Linked DNA regions of Homo sapiens: region 2 is linked to region 1. Evidence: read pairs that join two places in POLR2A ChIA-PET (ENCODE). Cell type or tissue: GM12878. All regions are shown on one strand. Links, peaks and the distances in the headings refer to the core of each region. The heading gives the core; the rest is flanking DNA. Region 1 overlaps PATL2 (PAT1 homolog 2). Region 2 overlaps EIF3J (eukaryotic translation initiation factor 3 subunit J).

Region 1 (4,391 bases), core at 115-4,114:
ACCCTTACTTCCACCTAGATGCCACCTATATAATTCTCGGGCTTGAAAAAGTATATCTGGAGCTAACATTACTAGTTACTCCGCAGAGACTTTTCTCAATACCATTACCAGTGATTTTTCTTTCTTTCTTTTTAGTTTTAGAGATGGGGTCTCGCTCTTTCACCCAGACTGGAGTGCAGTGGCACGATTATAGCTCACTGCAAACTTGAACTTCTGGACTCCTGCCTCAACCTTCCAAGTAGCTGGGACTACGGCATACACCACCACACCCAGCTAATTTTTAAAATTTTTATAGAGATGGCGTCTCGCTTTTTTGCCCAGACTGGTCTCAAACTCCTGGGCTCAAGTCGTCCTCCCACCTTGGCCTCCCAAAGTGCTGGGATTACAGATGTGAGCCACTTCTCTCGGCTGTGATTTCTTAACTGTAAGTGCAAAAGACATGTTTCAGTCCTGACCTTAGCTGACATCTCTACAGCATTCAACACTGCTGATCACATCCTCCTTGGATCTCTGTGCTCCCACAGCTTCCCAACACTTGTCTCCTGGCTCTTCCAGTACCTCTTGGGTCATTTTTCTTTGGCCCTTTTCCTGCTCCCCTCATCTTCTTCCCATCCTTTGAATATCCGCTTCCTCAGGCTACTTCTCAGTCCTCTATATATCAAATATTCTTAATCTGAGGATCCCCTGAAATTGTGTATATGTTGGTGTGGTTTTCAGTATGTTTGTTTTTCTGGAAAGAGCATCTGTAGCTTTTATCACATCCTCAAAGGGATCAAGGATCTGCAAAGGTTAAATCCTCTGCAACCTGATATCCCTGGGCAATCTCATCTCATGCTGATGATTTCCAAGTTGTTTTGTCAGATCAGACACCCCTCAACTTACAACACCTCAGTGTTTCTCATGTCCCATTCTTTACATAAAGCATAAGCCCCTTTACAATCTGGCCCTGACTGTCATAGAAAGCAACCAGTCTCCTATCTTAAAGTTCCCTACCTTCTAGATTGAGTTTCAGAAATAGTAAACTGCTTTTAGCTGCATGGAGAAATTAGGGTTCCACTTTAGCCTTCTCTCGTAATCGCTGTGCACCAGGTTGTCCCTACACTGGAGACCTCTCGCCCTTGGTCTGGGAGCTATATTCTGTTGTTGATTAAGGCAGCTTTCTGTTCCAGTTCTGTCTTTCCAATGATATTGAAAGTGTGTATCTTAGCAGGTAATATGCTGTGCATTATGTCATATAAGCAACATGAAGTTACAAAGTAAGAGTTGTTTTAATTGGAAGGTGATTTCAGAATTGTCTTTATTGAATGGTCTTATTCTAATATTCTAGTTATTCAAATGGGAAAAACAAACTCGGCCCAGGATTCATCTCCTCCAGGAGGCCTTCTCAGATAGGCTTTTCCCTTCCAGCCTGGGATAGGCACCCTTATGTGTGCTCACTGATCCTTATGCTTTTTGCTCATTGCACCTACCACACTGTGTCGTCATTCTGTTTCTAAATTTGTCACTCCCACTTGCAAGCAGAGATGTTCCTCATCTCTGTGCCCCTGGCACTTAACACAGTCTCTGGAACAGAGTAGGTTCTTAGTAGATGTTGACTGAGCTGAACTGGAATGGAAAATTATGGACCTTTCCCTGAGAGAGAGACTTCTTCAGAGGGGTTTCTTGCCAGCCACCTGGGTGTGTCCTACTCCAGCTCACTCCTCACGTTCTTCCCAAGAAATTTCATTCCAAGAAACAAACCAGAATATCTAAGCCAGAAATCATAAAAGAAAAGATACGTAGATTTCACTAAAGAAAGTTAAACTTCTATATTGAAGACATATTTATGCCAAAGTAAATGCTAGATGGAGCAAAGATTTAAACATAAAAAAAATCTCAAAACGGTGGCTGGCAAGATGGCCAAATAGGAATAGCTCTGGTCTGTAGCTCCAAGAGAGATCAACACAGAAAGTGGGTGATTTCTGCATTTCCAACTGAGGTACCCAGCTCATCTCACTGGGACTGGTTAGACAGTGGGTGCAGCCCACGGAGGGTGAGCCAAAGCAGGGTGGGGCATTGCCTTACCCGGGAAGTGCAAGGGGTTGGGGAACTCCCTCTCCTAGCCAAGGGACTGTGAGGGACTGTGCCTTGAGGGACGGTGCACTCTGACCCAGATACTACGCTTTTCCCATCCTCTTCACAACCCACAGAACAGGAGATTCCCTCAGGTGCCTATGCCACCAGGGCCTTGGGTTTCAAGCACAAAACTGGGCAGCTGTTTGGGCAGACACTGAGCTAGCTGCAGTTTTTTTTTTCATACCCCAGTGGCGTCTGGCATGCCAGCGAGACAGAACCATTCACTCCTCTGGAAAGGGTGCTGAAGCCAGGGAGCCAAGTGGTCTAGCTCAGTGGATCCCACCCCCACAGAGCCCAGCAAGCTGAGATGCACTGGCTTGAAATTCTCACTGCCAGCACAGCAGTCTGAAGTCAAGCTGGGACACTTGAGCTTGGTGGGGGGAGGGGCGTTTGCCATTACTGAGGCTTGAGTAGGTGGTTTTCACCTCACAGTGTAAACAAAGCCACCAGGAAGTTCAAACTGGGTGGAGTCCACTGCAGCTCCGCAAAGCTGCTGTAGCCAGACTGCCTCTCTAGATTCCTCCTCTCTGGGCAGGGTATCTCTGAAAGAAAGGCAGTAGCCCCAGTCAGGGGCTTATAGATAAAACTCCCATCTCCCTGGGACAGACAGAGCACCTGGTAGAAGGGGCAGCTGTGGGCACAGCTTCAGCAGACTTAAACATTCCTGCCTGCTGACTCTGAAGAGAGCAGCGGATCTCCCAGCATAGTGCTCAAGCTCTGCTGAGGGACAGACTGCCTCCTCAAGTGTGTCCCTGACCCCCATGCCTCCTGACTGGGAGACACCTCCCAGCAGGGGTCGACAGACACTTCATACAGGAGAGCTCCGGCTGGCATCTTGTGGGTGCCCCTCTGGGACAAAAATTCCAGAGGAAGGAACAAGCAGCAATCTTTGCCGTTCTGCAGTCTCCGCTGGTGATACCCAGGAAAACAGGGTCTGGAGTGGACCTCCAGCAAACTCCAACAGACCTGCAGCAGAGGGGCCTGACTGTTAGAAGGAAAACTAACAAACAGAAAGGAATAGCATCAACATAAAAAAAAAAAAAATCCACACAGAAACCCCATCCGAAGGTTACCAACATCAAAGACCAAAGGTAGATAAATCCATGAAGATGAGGAAAAACCAGCACAAAAAGGCTGAAAATTCTAAAAACCAGAACATCCCTTCTCCTCCAAAGGATCACAACTCCTTCCAGCAAGGGAACAAAAGTGGACAGAGAATGAGTTTGATGAATTGACAGAAGAGGCTTCAGAAGGTGGGTAATAACAAACTGCTCCAAGCTAAAGGAGCATGTTCTAACCCAATGCAAGGAAGCTAAGAAGCTTGAAAAAAGGTTGGAGGAATTGCTAACTAGAATAACTAGTTTAGAGAAGAACATAAATGACCTGATAGAGCTGAAAAACACAGCACAAGAACTTTGTGAAGCATTCACAAGTATTAATAGCTGAATTGATCAAGCAGAAGAAGGAATACCGGCGATTGAAGATCAGCTTAATGAAATAAAGCAAGACGACAAGATTAGAAAAAAAAAATGAAAAGTAATGAACAAAGCCTCTGAGAAATATGGCACTATGTGGAAAAGACCAAATCTACATTTGATTGGTGTACCCGAAAGTGATGGGGAGAATGGAAACAAGCTGGAAAACACTCTTCAGGATATTATCCAGGAGAACTTCCCCAACCTAGCAAGACAGGCCAACATTCAAATTCAGGAAATATGGAGAACACCACGAAGATATTCCTCGAGAAGAGCAACCCCAAGACACATAATCATCAGATCCACCAAGGTTGAAATGAAGGAAAAAATGTTAAGAGCAGCCAGAGAGAAAGGTTGGGTTACCCAGAAAGGTAAGTCCATCAGACTAACAGTGGATCTCTCTGCAGAAACCCTACAATCCAGAAGAGAGTTGGGACCAATATTTAACATTCTTCAAGGAAAGAATTTTCAACCCAGAATTTCATATCCAGCCAAACTAAGCTTCATAAGTGAAGGAGAAATAAAATCCTTTACAGACAAGCAAATGCTGAGAGATTTTGTCACCAACAGGCCTGCCTTACAAGAGCTCCTGAAGGAAGCACTAAACATGGAAAGGAACAACCGATACCAGCCATTGCAAAAACATACCAAATTGTAAAGACCATCAACACTATGAAGAAACTGTGTCAACTAACGGGCAAAATAACCGGCTAGCATCATAATGACAGGATCAAATTCACACATAACAATATTAACCTTAAATGTAAACAGGCTAAATGCCCCAATTAAAAGACACAGACT
Region 2 (4,375 bases), core at 1-4,000, 140 kb before region 1:
TGAGGTCGGGAGTTCAGGACCAGCCTGACCAACATGGAGAAACCCATCTCTACTAAAAATACAAAATTAGCCAGTTCGTGGTAGCACATGCCTGTAATCCCAGCCACTTGGGAGGCTGAGGCAGGAGAATCGCTTGAACCCAGGAGGCAGAGGTTGCGGTGAGCTGAGATCGTGCCATTGCACTCCAGCCTGGGCAATAAGAGCAAAACTCCATTTAAAAAAAAAAAAAAAAAAAAAGGTGGGAGGGGCCAGGCACGCCTGTAATCCCAGCACTTTGGGAGGCTGAGGTGGGTGGATCACGAGGTCAAGAGATCAAGATTATCCTGGCCAACATGGTGAAACCCGGTCTCTACTAAAAACACAAAAATTAGCTAGGCATGGTGGTGCATACCTGTAGTCCCAACTACTCAGGAGGCTGAGGCAGGAAAATTGCTTGAACCTAGGAGGCGGAGGTTGCAGTGAGCTGAGATTGCGCCACTGCACTCCAGCCTGGCGACACAGTGAGACTCCATCTCAAAAAAAAAAAAAAGATCAGTAGAGAACCACTACAGGCAATTTAAGGTGAGAAGTTTGGTAACCAGTATACCTCTAGCTGGGCATATCTTAATATGTGTAATAATCCTTCTCTTTATGAGATTCCCAGAGTTCCCAGGAGAGGGACTTAGTTCCCAGTTAGTTATTTTATACTTCAGGACTCAGGGAAGAAGTCATATTTACTATAATACTATTTTTATTTTTATTATTTTGCATTGGAATTGCATTGGAATTGCTTTATTCCAGCGAATTAAATTGTTTACCAGACTGTGAATTTTGTAAGCAAGTGTTTAAAACATGCTTTTTAAAGACCTTCCTTAACATTGTGTTTAAAGCCTTAAATGAAGCTGTTTACATGTATACATTTAAAGGATGTATCTCAGCATGTTACTCTAAAGATGTGTTGTAAGCTGCTTTATTACAGTGAATTGAACTCTACTAAACCGTGAACTTTGTAAGCAAGTGTTTAAAACATGCTTTTTAAAAAAGTAAATCATTTTATTTTCAATAAAAAGGTCAGTCAAATGTTTAGTTATTTAAAACTTTTTTAAAATTAGTTTTTATAATTGGCAAATAATGTACATATTTATGGGGTATATTGTGATGTTTCAATGCATGTATACATTGTAATTACCATTTCATCACTTTAAACATTTATCATTTCTTTGTGGTGTTAACATTCAAAATTTTCTTATGGAACTATCTTGAAATATATAACATTGTTATTAGCTATAATCACCGTACTGTGTAATAGAACACCAGAACTTATTCTTCTAACTGTAACTTTATACCTATGACACTTTAAAGAACTTTGGTCCATTCAGAGCAGGTCCCTTAGTTTTTCACTGAGATTGTGGGTTGGCTATGTCTGGGCCTGGGTTTCCTTTTCTTTAAAATGGGGGAATAACACTACCTTCTTACAGGACTGTTGTGAGAATTAACCTTGTTACTACACCTGTTTCTCAGAAGGGTTTTAAATATGCATCTTCTGGAAGTAAGCAAATGGTCCTCCTATCTGAAACACTGCCCCCTATCACTCACAGATCCAGCCTTCCTGTGTTCTGTGAAGATTTAAACAACAAAAAATGCCTAGTAATTCACTTTTATTTTTAGCTCTTTGGTTCCTTTTGTACTGTGATGTATAGCACTTAGCAAACTAACGGCGAAATACAAACGTTTGATCTCTAATTTCTAACTCTAGTATCACAGTTACTCAAATAATGACTAGCTGGTTTGCTTTCAATCTGTTAAAACTGCGAGCTGTGGGTTAAATTGCTGAAGTAAGATGAATATAAAAATACACTTACTTTTTAATACAAAGTTCCTTTAATTATGCTTGCAGACTGTATGACAGCCTTAATCAGGATGTTGAATTTTTAATTTCTTTACTGGACTTAGAGATTTTTATTAAGAACCAAGGCTTGGTTAGTTTATATTCCTAGACTGATACAAATTTGTGATCTGTCGTGTTATGAAACCAGAAGCTTGGTGTCATATTGTGGCATATTAGTCATACTAGTCAGCCTTTGCTTCTTTAGTAGCATCAGGGCCTCTTGCCCTGCTTTTGCCATCTTGCCACTCAGCTTCAAATGGCATGTCATAGTGTGCCTGGTGGCTGCTGAGACAATGGCCAGGCTACCTATGATTAAAGCCATCTTTAATCATAGGGCTGTGTCTGTCCCTATTAAACTTGAGCCTTCTAAGTTCTGTGGAGCTTTTAGAAAATTGTGTTTGATAATTGGTTTATATTTAGCTCAATGATTGAGTTAGGCATAGAAAAAACAGAGTATAGATCTTTTTTTTTTTTTTTTTTTTTTTTTTTTGAGACAGAGTCTCTGTTGCCTAGGCTGGAGTGCAGTGGCTCGATCCTGGCTCACTGCAGCTTCGCCTCCTGTGCTCAAATGATTCTTGTTCCTCAGCATCCTGAGTGGCTAGGATTACGGGCGTGCACCACCATGCCCACCTAATTTTTGTATTTTTTAGTATAAACGGGGTTTCATCATGTTGGCCAGGCTGGTCTCGGAACTCCTGGTCTCAAGTGATCTGCCTGCCTCGGCCTCCCAAAGTGCTGGGATTAAAGTGCCCTGAGTTAGAGAGTGGGATCCATGAAGGCTTGATTAGCTGTTGACTTTTTTTTGTGAGACGGAGTTTCATTCTTGTTGCCCAGGCTGGAGTGCAATGGCGCGATCTCGGCTCACCACAGCCTCTGTCTCCTGGGTTCAAGCAATTTTCCTGCCTCAGCCTCCCGAGTAGCTGGGATTACAGGCATGTGCCACCACACCCAGCTAATTTTGTATTTTTAGTAGAGACGGGGTTTCTCCATGTTGGTCAGGCTGGTCTTGCATTCCCGACCTCAGGTGATCTGCCTGCCTTGGCCTCCCAAAGTGTTGGGATTACAGGCGTAAGCCGGCCTTGATTCTTTTTTTTTTTTTTTTTTTTTTTTGAGACGAAGTCTCGCCGCACTGTCACCTGGGCTGGAGTGCAGTGGCACAATCTTGGCTCACTGCAACCTCCCACTCCTGGGTTCAAGTGATTCTCCTGCCTCAGCCCCCAAGTAGTTGGGATTATAGGTGTCTGCCACCACGCCCAGCTAATTTTTTGTATTTTTAGTAGAGACAGGGTTTCACTATGTTGGCCAGGCTGGTCTCAAACTCCTGACCTCGTGATCCGCCCACCTCAGCCTCCCAAAGTGCTGGGATTACAGGCATGAGCCACGCACCCGGCCTGACTCCTTTTTAATAGTGGGCTTTAGAATTATATAGACTTAATTCATTAACCAGGCTTATGTTGTATGGAATACTACTTGAAATAAATGAGCTATTGGCCAGAGTATAGGATGCTTTTTACATTTGGGGGGAAGTAAGAACTATAAAGTTCTCTCAGTTTTTATTTATTAATAACTGAATCACTTTCAGAGAGGCTATTGATTTCAGCTAGGTTGTCCTAACTGCTAATGGAGAAGCTTTCTTATGAAGTTAGATAAGTTGATATGAGGGTTCATATGGAAAAACAAAACATGCAAGAAAGGCCAAGAAAACACTAAAAAATCTGAAAACCTACAAGGAAGGACTAGCTCTAGCTGACATTAAAGTAAAGCCTCTGTAATTAAAACAGTACCGGCTGGGCATGGTGGCTCACGCCTGCAATCCCAGCACTTTGGGAGGCTGAGGATCACCTGATGTCAGGAGTTCGAGACCAGCCTGGTCAACATGGAGAAACCCCGTCTCTACTAAAAATACAAAAATTAGCCCGGCATGATGGTGGACACCTGTAATCCCAGCTACTCCAGAGGCTGAGGCTGGAGAGTCACTTGAACCCAGGAGGCAGAGGTTGCAGTAAGCTGAGATCGCGCCATTGCACTCCAACCTGGGCGACAAGAGTGAAACTCCGTCTCAAAAAACAAGACCAAAAAAACCCAGTATGGTACCGTTATATGGAGAGACAGTAGACTAGTGGGATAGGATCAAAAGCCCAGAAATAGACCAAGTACATATGAAAATTTAGTATATGGTAAGTCACAAGGTATCTTAAAATGTTTTTTGCTGCAATAGAATGCAATAGACTGGGTATTGTATAAACAACAGATTTATTTCTTATGGTTATGGAGGCTGAGAAGTCCAGTATCAAGGTGCTGGCATCTGGCGAGGGCCTTCTTGCTCTATTATCCTGGGGCAGAAGGGCAAAAGAGCACAAAGGATTGCAGGAGGTGTCAGAACTCATCCTTTTATCAGATATCTACTCCTAATATAAAGGTATTAATAATTCATTCATGAGGGCTTTGCCTCTAATCATTTCTAAAAGACCCTACTTCTCAACACTGTTGGATTGGAGATTTCATCAC

Evidence for each region. Peaks named below come from ENCODE experiments on the same cell type or tissue, not always from the same donor. Only the 100,000 strongest peaks of a DNase experiment are listed, where the experiment ranks them.
Region 2: POLR2A ChIA-PET joins it to region 1 with 6 read pairs; 3 of 35 experiments call an interaction of 5 or more read pairs at or near these places.

The regions. Positions count from the first base shown.
Region 1 is chr15:44,680,909-44,685,299 of GRCh38, forward strand. All of the region lies in intron 3 of PATL2 (PAT1 homolog 2), which reads right to left. Among named protein-coding and RNA genes, the nearest start is that of SPG11, 19 kb to the left of the region's middle. In GM12878, for the core only: no CTCF peak of the experiment used is centred there; a DNase peak (open chromatin) is centred at 2,503; H3K4me3 peaks cover 406 bases; H3K27ac peaks cover 1,142 bases.
Region 2 is chr15:44,544,488-44,548,862 of GRCh38, forward strand. All of the region lies in intron 2 of EIF3J (eukaryotic translation initiation factor 3 subunit J), which reads left to right. Among named protein-coding and RNA genes, the nearest start is that of EIF3J, 9.5 kb to the left of the region's middle. In GM12878, for the core only: a CTCF peak has its summit at 1,578; a DNase peak (open chromatin) is centred at 2,082; H3K4me3 peaks cover 1,703 bases; H3K27ac peaks cover 1,382 bases.